Linked DNA regions of Homo sapiens: region 1 is linked to region 2. A link is an interaction called in ENCODE POLR2A ChIA-PET data of the cell type or tissue named here. Cell type or tissue: Panc1. All regions are shown on one strand. Each heading gives the region's core, and the rest is flanking DNA. Links, peaks and the distances in the headings are about the cores only.

Region 1 (2,888 bases), core at 389-2,888, 120 kb before region 2:
GAGAAGCCTGGAATGCAGCTTCCCTAGCTGCTGGAACGTGTGGGCCTTCCTGGGCTCTCAGATAAGATTTTTCCCTTGGCTCAGATGTCTAGATCTGCCACTTCCCTTCAGCACTCAGATCGGTCCTCCTCAAGTTGAAGTCACTGGGTTCTAGTTGCCCAATTCTTCCTAATAATTCCTGGGGTCAGCTCCAAAGGACAGACCCGCCAGGCTGTCCCCTACTGACCATTTTCCTGCATTCAACAGGCTTGCGGAAGATTTTTCTGGGAGACAGGAGTGTGTGCAGATGGTGTACTGAACAGGAGGGTGTGAAAAGGTCAAAAGGTCGCCTACATCCACAAGGCATTCAAGGGACATAAAAACGACACCAATAGGGGCAAAGGGAAGGGGAGGGGGGAGCAAAAGAAAACCAGCTGGACAGGGTGGAAAGTGTGTGAAAACAACCAAAAATGCAATGAGAAGTCACTACATTAACTCACCTCTTACCAAGTTTCACAAAATTGGGCCGATGGCATTAACTCCAACAAACCAAAACCAGAGAGTCAAACCAAAAAGTCAGAGACGGCTTTAAGTGGGAGCTGCGATTGCTTTAAGTGGGAGCTGTGATTATAAATAATTAGTGCTGTGTTCCCAGTGTGGCTTGAAGAAGTCTGACTCTCTTAGCAGGTGGGAATGACTTGAAAGTCCCATGCAATCCCATGATCTTTTAGTGGATTAATAAAATGAGAAGAATTTTTTCAACCAAGCTTAGTTATCCTTGTTGCAAATAGAGAGAAGGACATGGAGGAGGTTGTCTACTTGCAGATTTGGATGATTAAATCCTCAACTAGTGAATATTTTGGAAGACCCTATAGAGAGACAATTCAAACAGAATACCAAACGGAATCCCTGCACAGAGTAATCGCCTTGATGAAATGGGCTGCAGTAAACTGAATAACTACCCCTTAAAATACAATTAGATAAACTGATATCACTCTAAACTATTTCAGAGCAATCAAATTAGACTCTTTCCAGAAAAAGATAATAAAATAGTTCTAATCACCAAGGTGAAAAATCTAATTTAAAACTTATTAATCAATTTTACAATGTTCCTAAAGAGTGCTACAGTGACTGCTCGTGCACCTCCTGGATGTTCCAGAAAAGACAAACGTTTAGTGCTGTCTTCCTTCTTACCCTTTTACATGAGTTGATCACCTGCAGAACCATGGTGCTTTTAAAAATCTGCTCTTCAGCTGGGCACGGTGGCTCATGTCTGTAATCCCAGCACTTTGGGAGGCCAAGGCAGGCAGATCACAAGGTCAGGAGATCAAGACCATCCTGGCTAACACGGTGAAACCCCGCCTCTACTAAAAATACATAAAATTAGCCAGGCGTGGTGGCACCTGCCTGTAGTCCCAGCCACTCGGGAGGCTGAGGCAGGAGAATCGCTTGAACCCGGGAGGCGGAGGTTTGCAGCAAGCCAAGATCGCGCCACTGCACTGCAGCCTGGGTGACAGAGCAAGACTCCGTCTCAAAAAAAAAAAAAAATTCTGCTTTTCTGAAACTCTGTCCAAAGCCTGTGGTCCAAGAAGACAACTGATTTCTAACTTGCAGGATATGTGCTGACCCGCCTGTGTGCTGGGGCCTTCAGAGGCCACAGTTACATATTTTTCAATAAAGTGTGAAAGAGTGTCATTTGCTCATTTCTTTTTCCATCTGTAAATACTTCACAGCAAGTATAAGTTACAAGTCAAATGGAATACTTTGGTTCTCTGTATTCCTAGTATCAACCTATAGTAGTTTAAATTTTAGAGTGGAATGAAATTTTAAATTAACATTAGAACGATCTCCTTGGCAAAAACAAACAACAAAAAAACAAAATTCCTTAAAGACTGAATGAAATAAGAAAGCATGGGTTGGGCAGTGGCTCACACCTGTAATCCTACTGCTTTGTTTTTTGTTTTTTGTTTTCAGACAGAGTCTCGCTCTGTCGCCCAGCGTGGAGTGCAGTGGCGCCATTGCGGCTCACTGCAAGCTCCGTCTCCCAGGTTCACGCCATTCTCCTGCCTCAGCCTCCTGAGTAGCTGGGACTACAGGCACCCACCACCACACCCGGCTAATTTTTTTTTTTTTTTTTTTTTGTATTTTTAGTAGAGACAAGGTTTCAGCATGTTAGCCAGGATGGTCTCGATCTCCTGACCTCATGATCCACCCACCTCGGCCTCCCAAAGTGCTGGGATTACAGGCGTGCACCACCGTGCCCAGGCCTATTGCTTTCAAAGACTGAGTCAGGTCACCTGAGGCCAGGAGTTCCAGACCAGCCTGGGTAACACAGTAAGACGCCACCTCCAGAAAAAATTTTTCAGGCATGGTGCACCCCTGTAGTCCTAGCTACTCAGGAGACTGAGACAGAAGGATCACTCAAGCCCAGGAGTTACAATGAGCTACGACTGGACCACTGCACCCCAGCCTAGATGACAGAGCAAGACCCTGTCGCTAAAAACAGAAGGTGGCCGGACGTGGTAGTTCACGCCTGTAATCCCAGCACTTTGGGAAGCCAAGGCAGGTGGATCACCTGAGGTCAGGAGTTCAAGGCCAGCCTAGCCAACATGGCAAAAGCGCATCTCTACTAAAAATACAAAAATTAGCCGGGCGTGCTGACGCATGCCTCTAATCCCAGCTACGTAGGAGGCTGAGGCAGAAGAATCGCTTGAACGCAGGAGACAAAGGTTGCAGTGAGCTGAGATTACACCACTGCACTCCAGCTGGGGCAAAAGAGCAAGACTCCATTTCAAAAAACTATAATAATAATAATAACTTAATAAAAACAGAAGGAGAAAGGAAGGGAAGGGGAAGGGGGAGGGGGAGGGGGAGGGGAAAAAAGAAAAGGAAAGGAAGCAGGCAGGTGT
Region 2 (2,912 bases), core at 89-2,588:
AAGCAGGTGGATCACCTGAGGTCAGGAGTTTGAGACCAGCCTTGCCTTCTTAACTAAAAATACAAAAAAATTAGCTGGGCGTGGTGTTGGGTTCCTGTAATCCCAGCTACTCAGGAGGCTGAGGCAGGAGAATTGCTTGAACCCGGGAGGTGGAGGAGGTTGCAGTGAGCCGAGATCACACCATTGCACTCCAGCCTGGGCAAAAGACCGAGACTCTGTCTAAAAAAAAAAAAAAAAAAAGAAAAGAAACACAGAGAAGACACATGATCTTTTCTTTCCATTCACTCTTCCTTTTTCCATCATTCCCCGTAACCTCATTGGTGCTGCATGCTACATGGGACACAGTTTAAATGTGGATGAAAGGAAAGATCTTATGGCTAGATGTAACCACAATGACTCTAACAGTTGGTGGGAGGGAAAATCAAGCTGCCTGGAATGAATTTTGCATGTCAGCTTCTAGAGAGACTGGTGTTTTCATGAGCTTTATGACTAATTTGGGGTGCGGTGATGAAGTACAGGGAGGCCTGGCAGAAACAATGCTTAATACCTTGATGTTGTCCACTGTGGAATTGCCCAGGACATGAAGATGCAATAATGGAATTGGTTGTGTTAAAATGGGATAATGAAAGAAAAGGAAATACATTTTCTTTATTGGACAGGATACAATAGTGTTGCTTTGGTGAAACACACTTCTCATTATAGAATATTATAGTATCTGTTCTGATAGTTGGATATCTACAGGAGGCATCTGTGTGGTGGCAGCCTCTTGGGTGTATGAAGTGACTTTATTCTCAGTTGTGGCATTTCCCAGACGTCTCTTTGTTTGTCTTTTGTCTGACCGCAGTTGCTTGTGGTCTTTGCAGCACAGGTTGCACAAAGAAGGCTCTTTCTATTCCCTTCAGTAGATGAGCACCAATTTCTTCCGATTTATGAATGAGTTTTTCCTGGAGAGCTGGTAACTGTTGTTTGGCATACAACCATTTTTTTGCTGCCGTTTTTATTTTCGGGACTTTTTCATATGTGCTTGCTCATTTCCTCAGCTGGGCATGATTTGTCCTTTTTTTTTTTTTTTTTTTTTTTTTTTTGAGACAGAGTCTTGTTCTGTCGTCCAGGCTGGAGTGCAATGGTGCGATCTTGGCTCACTGCAACCTCTGCCTCCCGGGTTCAAATGATTCTCCTGTCTCAGCCTCCAGAATAGCTGGGATTACAGGCGTCCGCCACCAAGCCCAGCTAATTTTTATATTTTTAGTAGAGATGGGGTTTCACCATGTTGGCCAGGCTGGTCTTGAACTCCTGACCTCAGGTGATCCACCCGCCTTGGCCTCCCAAAGTATTGGGATTACAGGCGTGAGCCACCACGCCTGGCTGATTTGTCCATTATTTCAATAAGCCTGTGCAGAAGAGCAGGAGACGGGAAGTGCCCAGTCTTCTCTCCCAACTGAATTCCATTTCTCTCCCGACAGAATTCCATTTTTTTTCCTCATTCTTCTGTTCTGAGTCTAGAAGAAGACCCAGATTGTCTGAATGGACGACAATTTCATCCACTCATCAGTTCCTTCAATAAGCACCTGCTAGTTTCTGGAAGCTTGAGTTAATTCTAGAAGGCAGACAGCTTTTAAAATAAAAATTGAAGGAAAAGGGGAGAGAAAGGTGGATATGAACAAGGAGGATCAAATGAAGACAGAAAACAGGAAGGCAGAGCTAAGAAATTGTAGGAAGAGGAAATGAAGAAAAATGAGAAAGAAAAGGAAATGGTTTAAATTTTCAAAAATGAACAAAAATAAGATGGATTCAGAATACTCCACGTGCAGCTGTTTCTGCCAGTACCGTAAGGACCACATAGATTAATTAGCTTTGGCCTTTATCTTTGAAGAATTTAGAATTAAGAGTAGAAATCAGATGAAAAATATGAGAAGACATACATGTCTTTGTCTACCCTTGTTTCCTGAGATTTATATGAAGAGAGCTTTTCAAAGTAGTTAATGGCCAGGCACAGTGACACGTCTGTAATCCCAGCACTTTGGGAGGCCGAGAGGGGAGGATCATTTGAGCCCAGGAGTTTCAGACCAGCCTGGCCAATGTGGCGAAACCCTGTCTCTACTAAAAATACAAAAATTAGCTGGGCATGGTGGCGTGTGCCTGTAACCCCAGCTACTCAGGAGGCTGAGACAGGAGAATTGCTTGAACCCAGGAGGCGGAGGTTGCAGTGAGCCAAGATTGCATGACTGTACTCCAGCCTGGGAGACAGAGCGAGACTCCGTCTCAAAAAAAAAAAAAAAGAAAAAGAAAAGAGTAGTTAATGGCCAGGCATAGTGACTCACGCACTTTGGGAGGCTGAGGTGGGAGAATCACTTGATCCTAGGAGTTCAAGACCAGCCTGGGCAACATAGCGAGACTCCGTCTCTACAAAAAATACAAAAAGTTAGCTAGATGTGGTGGCACTTGCCTGTAGTCCCGGCTGCTTGGGAGGCTGAGGTAGGAGGATTGCTTGAGCTCAGAAGTTTGAAGCTGTAGTGAGCCAAGTCACAGGGCTGCACTCCAGCCTGGGGGACAGAGCAGTACTCTGTTAAAAAAAAAAAAAAAAAGTAGTTAACATATTTTACTTCTCTTTGAAAGTGCTTCAAGTAAGTGGGATAACTAAAAAACAGAAAATGTTTAAAATTTATGCTTGTCGCTTATAAATTCCATTTCTGTCTTGCAGTTCAGGCTGGGGGGCTTTGTGGAGATCCCTCTCCTGAGGTGGTGTCCAGGGCTTGGGGGACAATTACTGGGCGTGTCCCCTCCTCTGTAACCAGAAGGCGGAACATGTGCTGACAGCTGAGAGGGAGAAAGGAGCTATTTTCTCCTCCCTTCTAAAGCTGTTAATGTCCTGGGCTCCAATAAACGATTGTAACAATTGATCTCTGTGTGGT

What was found. Peaks named below come from ENCODE experiments on the same cell type or tissue, not always from the same donor. Only the 100,000 strongest peaks of a DNase experiment are listed, where the experiment ranks them.
Region 1: POLR2A ChIA-PET joins it to region 2 with 10 read pairs; 3 of 35 experiments call an interaction of 5 or more read pairs at or near these places.

The regions. Positions count from the first base shown.
Region 1 is chr5:16,867,093-16,869,980 of GRCh38, forward strand. All of the region lies in intron 2 of MYO10 (myosin X), which reads right to left. Among named protein-coding and RNA genes, the nearest start is that of MYO10, 68 kb to the right of the region's middle. In Panc1, for the core only: no CTCF peak of the experiment used is centred there; no DNase peak of the experiment used is centred there; H3K27ac peaks cover 1,666 bases.
Region 2 is chr5:16,991,757-16,994,668 of GRCh38, forward strand. No RefSeq gene overlaps it. Among named protein-coding and RNA genes, the nearest start is that of MYO10, 57 kb to the left of the region's middle. RefSeq lists an enhancer at 2,654-2,912. In Panc1, for the core only: no CTCF peak of the experiment used is centred there; no DNase peak of the experiment used is centred there.